Regions from separate parts of the Mus musculus genome. Here region 2 is linked to region 1. Evidence: chromatin loops called from intact Hi-C (ENCODE). Cell type or tissue: gastrocnemius. All regions are shown on one strand. Links, peaks and the distances in the headings refer to the core of each region. The heading gives the core; the rest is flanking DNA. Region 1 has its middle 6.0 kb from the start of Gabrq. Region 2 has its middle 21 kb from the start of Cnga2.

Region 1 (5,373 bases), core at 1-5,000:
TGTTATACACGCCCTTAATCTCAGTATTTGGGGAAATTAACCAGGCCTATCTGTAGAAGTTTCATACCACTGTGGTTTAGATAGTGGGATTTTTTTCAAAGCCAGTTTAGGTATTCATTATTTATTGCTAGATTATATGCTCATTAAATAAAAGGAGAAAATAGTTACTGTAAAAAAATTCTGTTTGATGATTGCTCTTTACTGTTTGCTGGATTGCTGGATTGCTGGATTGCTGGATTGCTGGATTGCTGGATTGCTGGATTGCTGGATTGCTGGATTGCTGGTTGGAGATATTCTGATGACAAAGATGGGACTTTCCCACAAGGAACTCAATGCCTGTAATCAGCAGGAATCAGTCTAAAGAAGTCTACATCTCCTTTCCTCTCTAACTATCTTTCTTGCCTATCTATTGTTGGAGCAGAAGTATGGAAGGAATTGGGGTGGAGAAGGGTAGTATATATAAGAGCCAACTAAAGTAGCCAAAAATTATATTTACACATTATAGTATAAATGCTAAAAACTAGAGGCAAGGAAATACAATTAGAATTAGAATTGTCTACTGAGAAATAGAAGGCTATTGTTTTATAGATGTGTGCTTCTCTTTCCATTGGCCACAAAAGAGGAGACTGTGTGTGTGAAATATTACTTGTAGTTCAGCTCTAAGGCTGGAAAAAGTACTTCATTTAAGCAAAAGAATGACCAAATGAGTAGTTTTAAAAGTCAAAATTAAAATGAAATTTACTTTTCTTTTTCTTTGTGTATGTTAGCTGTACATAGTACTGGATGACATGAAAGCACATTCATACAAGTATATAATATGTTTTTATTAAGTGCCACACCATACCCTTTTTCTCTTTCTGTTTTTCCCCTCCCTTTGGTTCCCTTTAGGTCTTTGCAGAAAAATTATCCTTCTGCTTCCCACTCCCTCAACATTTGCTCTGTTTCTATTAAATGAGCAGCTCTATAGTTGGGGTGTCTTCTTCCCTCTATCACTCACTGGGCTATGTAACTTTTCTGTGCTGCAATGAAGTTCCTGTACACATACAGGCAAACAGGCTAGATTTGGGGAGAGTGAGCCCTCTTCTCATCACTAGAGACTGACTGAAAAAAAAATACCCTCCAATCAGCCATGGATGGAAGCTAAAATTCTCTTTCATATGGGAAGTCACTCTGAGTTTCTTTCTTTCTTCCTTTCTTTCTTTCTTTCTTTCTTTCTTTCTTTCTTTCTTTCTTTCTTTCCTTCTTTCCTTCCTTCCTTCCTTCCTTCTTCCTTCCTTCCTTCCTTCCTTCCTTCCTTCCTTCCTTCCTTTCTTTCTTTCTTTTCTTTTCTTTCTCTCTTTCTGCTCAAAGTACCTCATGTATTGCTTTGATTTGAGCAATGCTCTCATATGCCTCGACAGAAAATCCTTTCTGCAAGAGTGGGTAACGGAATAGTAGGCGATCAGAATGCTGTCTGAAGATGTAAACTACCCTTCATTGTAGCAAGTGGTAAGTAGTCAACAATTTCACCAAGTGTTACAAAGGAAGAGGGTTCTGAATTTCTGATTTCGAGTGTCCACATTTTCTCTTCATTTTGCTGGGCCTTGATTGTTTATGTCCTCCTTTAGCATGTTCTAATTGTATCTCCTTTTCTTACAGTGAAGTGCAAGAGTATAGAGGATGTTCTAAGTATGGGCCGTGACACCCCCTTCCTCTCTGGGGTCACATATCAGATATTTACATTACAGTTTATAACAGTAGGAAAATTACAGTTATGAATTAGCAATGAAATAAATTTGTGGTTGCAACTCATTACAGCACTAGGATGGTGGAGAACTACTGCATTAGGGGACAGAATATATATATTGCACTAAAAGTGCATTTGACCACAAACCTGAAGGTATAGATTAAAGCTCAAGAGCTAATCCAGAGAACTGTGTTTTAGCCTTTCATCTGAAATATGAGGATGGTAACCATACCTACTCATCTATGCCTGTAACAAGCCAGACAGAAGGAAGCCTTGTTCAAACTCTAGCTCTGGAGCGCCATCTCTTTTTATGGTTTCATCTGGAAGGGCTACAGCTAGTACCGCATCTAGCCACGAGAGGGCACCAACGCTCTTGGTCTGGTGGCAGAATGAGCCTTTCTGTTTAATTGTTATCTGAAACCAAAGCCAGGCTGATATTTAGGAAAAGAACACCCTCAAAATCTCAGTGAAACTGATGGAGATAAACGTCCATAAAGGAGGGAATGTTAACCAGCACATGGACAGGCTTCTATTTCTTTCTTTTCTGTTTATGTACTGTTAAGGTTGGGTCCATTTTATTTTCAATTTTGTCTTTATTGAAATTAGTTTTCTTCCCCCCTACACTACATCCTGGTTTCCCCCCTTAACTCCACCCAGATCTTCCCCACCTCCCACCCACACAAATCCATACCCTCCTTTTTTTTTTCATTAGAAAACAAACAGGCAACCAAAACAGCATAGGACAAAAACAAACAACAGAAAAAAAGCCAAAGAAAACGCATAAGAGACACATACAGATGCAGACACACACACTTGCACACATAGAAATCTCATAAAAAATACAAGATATAAAACTATAATATACAAGCAAAATACCTGTAGATTAAAAAAAAACAAAAAACAACCACCCCCCAAAACCCAAAGCATTATGAAACAACAACAACAAAAATCTCTAAAACAACCACTGAGTTAATTTCATACTGTTGGATATGAGGCCTGCTCTTGTTTTTTGTTTGTTTGTTTTTTGTTTTTCGAGGAGTCCTGCTCTTAAGTGTGGTTTGTATACCCAGTGAGACTCTGTTGGTGAAAACAAATTTTCCCTTTTTGAGCTGTTTTCAACTGGAGCGCCATCTCTTTTTATAGTTTCATCTGGAAGGGCTACAGCCCTTCTGGGTTAGGGATGGGACTGCATCCATCTCCTCTCTGAGCACTGGGACCCCATCTGGCATAGTCTTGTGAAGGCCCTTTGCATGCTGTCACAGTTCCTGTGAATGTGTTTTAATTGAAAAGCAATAGTTATATGCTCAAAACAGAGAAATTAATTTATTGATCACTTCAAACTGTTTTTCCTGTGTCACATATACTTAAAATACCCTCTTCTAGCTGCTTTTAAATATGCACTCAGTTCCTAATGAAACTCCAAAGTTTCTGCAAGGCAAAAGACACCGTCAATAAGACAAAAAGACCACCAACAGATTGGGAAAGGATCTTTACCTATCCTAAATCAGATAGGGGACTAATATCCAACATATATAAAGAACTCAAGAAGGTGGACTTCAGAAAATCAAATAACCCCATTAAAAAATGGGGCTCAGAACTGAACAAAGAATTCTCACCTGAGGAATACCGAATGGCAGAGAAGCACCTGAAAAAATGCTCAACATCCTTAATCATCAGGGAAATGCAAATCAAAACAACCCTGAGATTCCACCTCACACCAGTCAGAATGGCTAAGATCAAAAATTCAGGTGACAGCAGATGCTGGCGTGGATGTGGAGAAAGAGGAACACTCCTCCATTGTTGGTGGGATTGCAGGCTTGTACAACCACTATGGAAATCAGTCTGGCGGTTCCTCAGAAAACTGGATATAGTACTACCGGAGGATCCAGCAATACCTCTCCTGGGCATATATCCAGAAGATGCCCCAACTGGTAAGAAGGACACATGCTCCACTATGTTCATAGCAGCCCTATTTATAATAGCCAGAAGCTGGAAAGAACCCAGATGCCCCTCAACAGAGGAATGGATACAGAAAATGTGGTACATCTACACAATGGAGTACTACTCAGCTATTAAAAAGAATGAATTTATGAAATTCCTAGCCAAATGGATGGACCTGGAGGGCATCATCCTGAGTGAGGTAACACATTCACAAAGGAACTCACACAATATGTACTCACTGATAAGTGGATATTAGCCCAAAACCTAAGATACCCAAGATATAAGATACAATTTCCTAAACACATGAAACTCAAGAAAAATGAAGACTGAAGTGTGAACACTATGCCCCTCCTTAGAAGTGGGAACAAAACACCCTTGGAAGGAGTTACAGAGACAAAGTTTGGAGCTGAGATAAAAGGATGGACCATGTAGACACTACCATATCCGGGGATCCATCCCATAATCAGCTTCCAAATGCTGACACCATTGCATACACTAGCAAGATTATGCTGAAAGGACCCTGATATAGCTGTCTCTTGTCAGAGTATGCCTGGGCCTAGCAAATATAGAAGTGGATGCTCACAGTCGGCTATTGGATGGATCACAGGGCCCCCAATGAAGGAGCTTGAGAAAGTACCAAAGAAGCTAAAGGGATCTGCAACCCTATAGGTGGAACAACATTATGAACTAACCAGTACCCCGGAGCTCTTGACTCTAGCTGCATATGCATCAAAAGATGGCCTAGTCGGCCACCACTGGAAAGAGAGGCCCATTGGACACGCAAACTTTATATGCCCCAGTACAGGGGAACGCCAGGGCCATAAAAGGGGAGTGGGTGGTTAGGGGAGAGGGGGTGGGTGGCTATGGGGGACTTTTGGTATAGCATTGCAAATGTAAATGAGCGAAATACCTAATAAAAAATGGAAAAAAAATATGCACTCAGTTAATAGTCATGCTATTGTGCTATAGAGACTAGAACTCATTCCTCCTATCAAATATATGAGAAGTAGACCCTGACCTAGTGGAAGAGTGAAGAGATGGAGATTAGGGCAGGGAGTGAGACCCACACTTTTGAATGAGCGTACTTGATTAGTCAGTCCATGGATGATTATTTTTAAACGTGTCAGTTTCAGCACTAGTTAATTCAATGTTTGCATTAAGGAACATGCTTTCTAAAGTAATTCAATAACTTGGGAGCCATTTCCAATTGTCATTTAGAAGGCTATTGTATTATAGATGTTCACCTCTCTTTCTATTGGCCACAAAAGAGGAGACTATTGTCCATGGGCATGAAATATTGCTTGAAGTACTAGCTCTAAGGCTGGTAAAATGTGGTGACAACTAGTAAAGCTGAGAGGTCATAGCCAAATGGGTGCTGGGAATCAAACCCAGGCCCTCTAGAAGTTCTCTTAATCATTGAGAATCATTGAGCCATCTCTCTGCCCCCCTTTTAGCAAATACTGAGTTACATTCTCACAATGTGTAAGGGTTTCTGTTTCTCTATTTGTTATCCCTCTGGCCAAAGCTGGAACCAGCTAAATACTGAACTGATTATACACACACACACACACACACACACACACACACACACACACACACACACATATGCATGCATGCTCAGGCAGGCTCTGATTGGCTTGGCGTGTCTATGTAAATGAGATGAAGAAAAAATACCAATTAGGAGAGAGTCTATTATGTGAAGAAGG
Region 2 (5,384 bases), core at 329-5,328, 810 kb after region 1:
CTAGAGACTGCCATATCCCGGGATCCATCCCATAATCAGCCTCCAAACGCTGACACCATTGCACACACTAGCAAGATTTTGCTGAAAGGACCCTGATATAGCTGTCTCTTGTGAGACTAGGCTGGGGCCTAGCAAACACAGAAGTGGATTCTCACAGTCAGCTATTGGATAGAACACAGGGCCCCCAATGGAGGAGCTAGAGAAAGTACCCAAGGAGCTAAAGGGATCTGCAACCCTATAGATGGAACAACATTATGAACTAACCAGTACCCCCCGGAGCTCGTGTCTCTAGCTGCATATGTATCAGAAGATGGCCTAGTCGGCCATAAGGGGAAAGAGAGGCCCATTGGTCTTGTAAACTTTATACGCCTAAGTACAAGGGAACGCCAGGGCCAAGAAGTGGGAGTGTTTGTGGTGAGAGTTGGAGAGAGGGCATGGGGGACTTTTGGGATAGCATTGGAAATGTAAATGAAGAAAATACCTAATTAAAAAAGGGGGGGGGAGAAACTCTCAGAAATCTTTCCTTAAAGAAGAAAAGGAAAGAAAGCCAACAATACCCATGAGCACTAGTAAGAGGAATGTACATCTACTTCCAAGAGATAAAAGGAGGATTCAGGGAGAATGTGACTTTAAGAGGTGACAGAAAAGAAAGAGAAGAATATTTCAGGGAAAGATTGGAGGCAAGAAATAGGAAGCTGTAATCATCAGAGAAATGCAAATCAAAATAACCCTGAGATTCCATCTCACACCAGTCAGAATGGCTAAGATCAAAAATTCAGGTTACAGCAGATGCTGGCGAGGATGTGGAGAAAGAGGAACACTCCTCCATTGTTGGTGGGATTGCAAGCTTGTACAACCAGTCTGGAAATCAGTCTGGCATTTACTCAGAAAATTGGACATAGTACTACCGGAGGATCCCGCAATACCTCTCCTGGGCATATATCCAGAAGATGTCCCAACCAGTAAGAAGGACACATGATCTACTATGTTCATAGAAGCCTTATTTATAATAACCAGAACCTGGAAAGAACCCAGATGTCCCTCAACAGAGGAACGGATACAAAAAATGTGGTACATTTACCAATGGAGTACTACTTAGTTATTAAAAGGAATGAATTTATGAAATTCCTAGGCAAATGGATGGACCTGGAGGGCATCATCCTGAGTGAGGTAACCCAATCACAAAAGAACTCAAATGATATGTACTCACTGATAAGTGGATATTAGCCCAGAAACTTAGTATACCTGAGATATAAGATACAATTTGCAAAACACATGAAACTGAAGAAGAACAAAGACCAAAGTGTGGACACTTTGCCCCTTCTTAGAATTGGAAACAATCACCCATGGAAGGAGTTACAGAGACAAAGTTTGGAGCTGAGACAAAAGGATGGACCATCTAGAGACTGCCATATCCAGAGATCCATCCCATAATCAGCCTCCAAACGCTGACACCATTACATACACTAGCAAGATTTTGCTGAAATGACCCTGATATAGCTGTCTCTTGTTAGACTAGGCCAGGCCTAGCAAACACAGAAGTGGATGCTCACAGTCAGCTATTGGATGGATCACAGGGCCCCCAATGGAGGAGCTAGAGAAAGTATCCAAGGAGCTAAAGTGATCTGCAACCCTGTAGGTGCAACACCATTATGAACTAACCAGTACTCCCCCCCCCCCCGGAGCTCTTGACTCTAGCTGCATATGTATCAAAAGATGGCCTAGTCGGCCATCACTGGAAAGAGAGGCCCATTGGACACGCAAATTTTATATGCCCCAGTACAGGGAAACGCCAGTGCCAAAAAGTGGGAATGGGTGGGTAGGGAAGTGGGGGGGGTGGTATGGGGGACTTTTGGGATAGCATTGGAAATGTAATTGAGGAAAATATGTAATTAAAAAATATTTAAAAAAAAGAAATAAGAAGCTGAATTTCTTATAAAACAGTTCTGGGATAGGTAATGGAATGTCCATGAGTTATGTTTGGATAAGTATACCCAGGACTAAGAACAGGCAGGGAAATGAGGCTGAGGGTGTAGGGTCTAACTCAATGGAGAGAGCAAAAGAAGGCACTGCCTTAAGACTACTAGCATTTCCATTTAGAGAACACTAACATTCCAATGGCTGCTATAGATGCTGCAGATGTAGTAGGAAAACAACAAAATACCTATCTTGGGTTGCTGATATGAAGATTGTGCTAAGTACTTAAAAGGAAAGTCAAATAAGGTGGCAATACAGAGTAGCATGGAATCTTTTCAGAGTTGATCTCCAAAGGAGATCTAAAGACAAAAGAGCCAGTCTTGACAAGATCTCTGGGACACACACACACACACACACACACACACACACACACTGAGAGACAGAGTCAGATCAAGTGTGAGGCTATAGAGGAGAAGGACACTTAGTGTATGTGAGAAATCAAAAGGAGACTAGAAGCCTGGGGTGGAAATAAGAAGGTTGTTAAAAGGATTCAGCAGGGTCAGAGATCCTAGCAGGGCCATATCTTTTAGGATGATGGAACTGGAGCCATGAGTTTGAGTTTTATCATCAGAATAATAGAAACCCACTGGGATATTTTAAGTAAAGTGACAGAATATAATTTTCTTATAAATAATGGACTATGAAGGACAAGGTCGGAAGCCACACATCTCTTTAGTCGTGACTGAAGCTATCCAGCAGAGACCTGATATTAGCTTAGGCTAGGACAAGTGGAGTAGAAGTTGTAGAGGTCCTGGAAAAGAGACTTCACCAACAGCCATGTGAAGCCCTAAAGGTGTCACCTAACTGCTGAAGTAGGCCTGGTTGGTGTGTGTTATGGGCCTATGTGTGGTGTGTATGTGTGTCTGTTTGTGTCTCTGTGTGTGTGCTGTAAAGGGGGCATCTGTATGTGTGTGTGCTATAAAGGGGCTGTAAAACACAATAACCCGTCCCATTTTCCTGATGTCAGTTCGCCCTCTGGTGGTTGGGTTCCTTTTCTGTGCCCTGAGGACTTCCTTGTTATTGGACAAAACAGTGGGGAGATCCCTCTACATTGATCTCCCTCCAAAAAAGGATGTGACAAGTGTCCCATCTTTCAGCTTCAAGCTATGAAACAGATCGATTAATGCTGCTGATTAAGTCTGCCTGATCCAGGATGGGAGTGGCAGTCTGTAAGAGAAGCTGTGACCAACAAGGGTCAGACAGAAAGGGAAGAAAAAGTGAGGGACAGCAGGGGCTTTTGTTTTCTATAGGTCACCAATACAAAAGAAAATTGATGGTCATGCACAAGTGGGGCAAATTATCTTCGGTGGATATTTTCAGAAGAAAATAAAACCATTCCAATTTAAACATTTGTAAACTAAGAGCAGAGAACATCATGTTGTACTGAATAAACATAGCACACAATGGAAAATGTATTTCAGCTCTTTCACTACAGCCAGTTACAGAAAGAGGCGGGGGTGGCGGCCAGCAACAAGCAGCAGAGAGTCACGATCTTGCTGAGAGAACAGAGGAAAGGGGGTGGATGGGGCTTGGTCAGAAATAGACACTGTCTGACTAGGCTGACGTCCAAAGGCTCACCGGATGTCTGTGCCATGTCCCAAACAGACTCACAAAAACAAGACACAAACACACACGCGTGCACACGCACACGTGTGCACACACACACACACACACACACACACACACACCTCACACTCAAGATTAAGGGAACATAGATGTTTAATGCACAGAAAAATGTTGTGGAAGATGAAATACAAGGATGTCTGGGAAAAGGGAAGCTGAGCATTAAAGTCTGTGTTTTTAAACCTAGAGAGCCCTGCTTTGTCAAAGCAAGCAAGCAGCTCCAGGGCTTGGCTGAAGGTAAACCAGACTCCATAGAGAAACTACCACTTTCTTGCTGATAGGAAGGTAAGCATTTTCAATATAACCAGCCACCTGTTTCTGGCACTAGTGTTCTTCTAAGCATGCAAGAATAATGTCTTGTGCAGGTTCCAGGGTTTGTAAAAACATTAATTCAGTGCAGCCTTAGCAACAAGCATTATGGCAAGCAGCTGTCCAGGGCTTTAGATACAGGGGCTTCTCTCCCTGTTGGCTGGGCCTCTCTTAAGCTGAAGGGCTTACAGTCTTCTTTCCAGCATAATAGCACAACAGAGAAGCCAAGTACATACAAAGCAGTGACCCATCACCAGTGCTAACTCCCTACTGTTTACCACCTTAAGCCCAAGACTTGAGTCTGTATGATGTTACAGATCCCTCTAGGTGAAACTTCCTCTCGCTAAGGTTTTTTACTGTAAGCCAGGGGATGAGAAAAGAAACTACATTGAATTTAAAAGAAGCACAATTAAAAGAATTTAAAAACCATGCGTTGAAAGATACAGTCAAGGGAGTGAAAAGGCAAGTTGAGAGACAGGAAATATATTTGCAAATGTGGTAAAGATATTTATAATACATAAATAGCACTTGCAATCTGATGACTTGAAAGTGGCCAAAGAATTTGAAAAGATATTTTTCCAAAGAAGACATACAAATGGCCAACAAACATGTGAAAATGCACAGATTTATAACTCATAAGAGAAAGGCAAGTCAAAACCAAAATAAAGAACTGTCTCACACCCAAGAGGAGGGCTCATATCCAAAACCTGAAAGTAAATGTTGGCAAGGATATGGAAAAAATTAAAATTGAACAAAACAGTGTGGCAGTTCCTAAAAATAAAAGAAACCATAGGACCCAACAATTCCACTTCAAGAAATGTGTGTCTCCCAAAGAACTAAAAACAGGATCCCAGGATATTTGCATATCCATGTTTATAGCAGTATTTCAATAGCCAAATCATAGGCAGAAACTGAATACTCCTCAGTTGCTGGCTGAATGAGTAAAGTGTGTCATATCCATACACTGAAATATTGTTTGGCCTTTAAAAAGGAAAGGAAATATAGCATGTGATGCAACATGGAAGCATTTTAATAATACTGTGTGAAGTAAGCTGACACAGAATGAATGCTACAGGATCCCATTTATATGATATTCCTATGGCAGCCACATTTGTAGAAAATCCAGTTCCCATTGTCATGAACTGGGTGGGTGGAATAGGGAGTTATTTAATAGATACTGGGTTTCTCAATATGAGAAAGGTTTGATGATTTTATACAATGTTTCAGATGATAAATTTCACATATGATTTTCCTATGGGAAGTGGATGAGTGAGTAATAGCGTGCCTAAACAGGAAGTGGGTCAGTATTTTTCTATGGATGTGACTGCTTGCAGGTGGAAGCATATGATTTTATGTCACTTGTATTCCTTCTTTCCCATATTCATTCACTTGAACATTCCCTTACTCTCTAGACAAAGAAACACTGAATGCCTCCTCTGTGGAAGACATGTCACCAAAGCTACAGCTAAAACAGT

The links. A loop is a pair of places that touch in the nucleus more often than their neighbours do. Peaks named below come from ENCODE experiments on the same cell type or tissue, not always from the same donor. Only the 100,000 strongest peaks of a DNase experiment are listed, where the experiment ranks them.
Region 2: it touches region 1 in a loop (5-fold over the local background); 16 of 42 quality-filtered maps call a loop at or near these places.

The regions. Positions count from the first base shown.
Region 1 is chrX:72,816,466-72,821,838 of GRCm38, reverse strand. No RefSeq gene overlaps it. Among named protein-coding and RNA genes, the nearest start is that of Gabrq, 6.0 kb to the left of the region's middle. In gastrocnemius, for the core only: a CTCF peak has its summit at 2,075 (motif pointing right); a DNase peak (open chromatin) is centred at 2,081.
Region 2 is chrX:72,010,541-72,015,924 of GRCm38, reverse strand. No RefSeq gene overlaps it. Among named protein-coding and RNA genes, the nearest start is that of Cnga2, 21 kb to the right of the region's middle. In gastrocnemius, for the core only: a CTCF peak has its summit at 2,962 (motif pointing left); a DNase peak (open chromatin) is centred at 2,946; H3K4me3 peaks cover 371 bases; H3K27ac peaks cover 1,337 bases.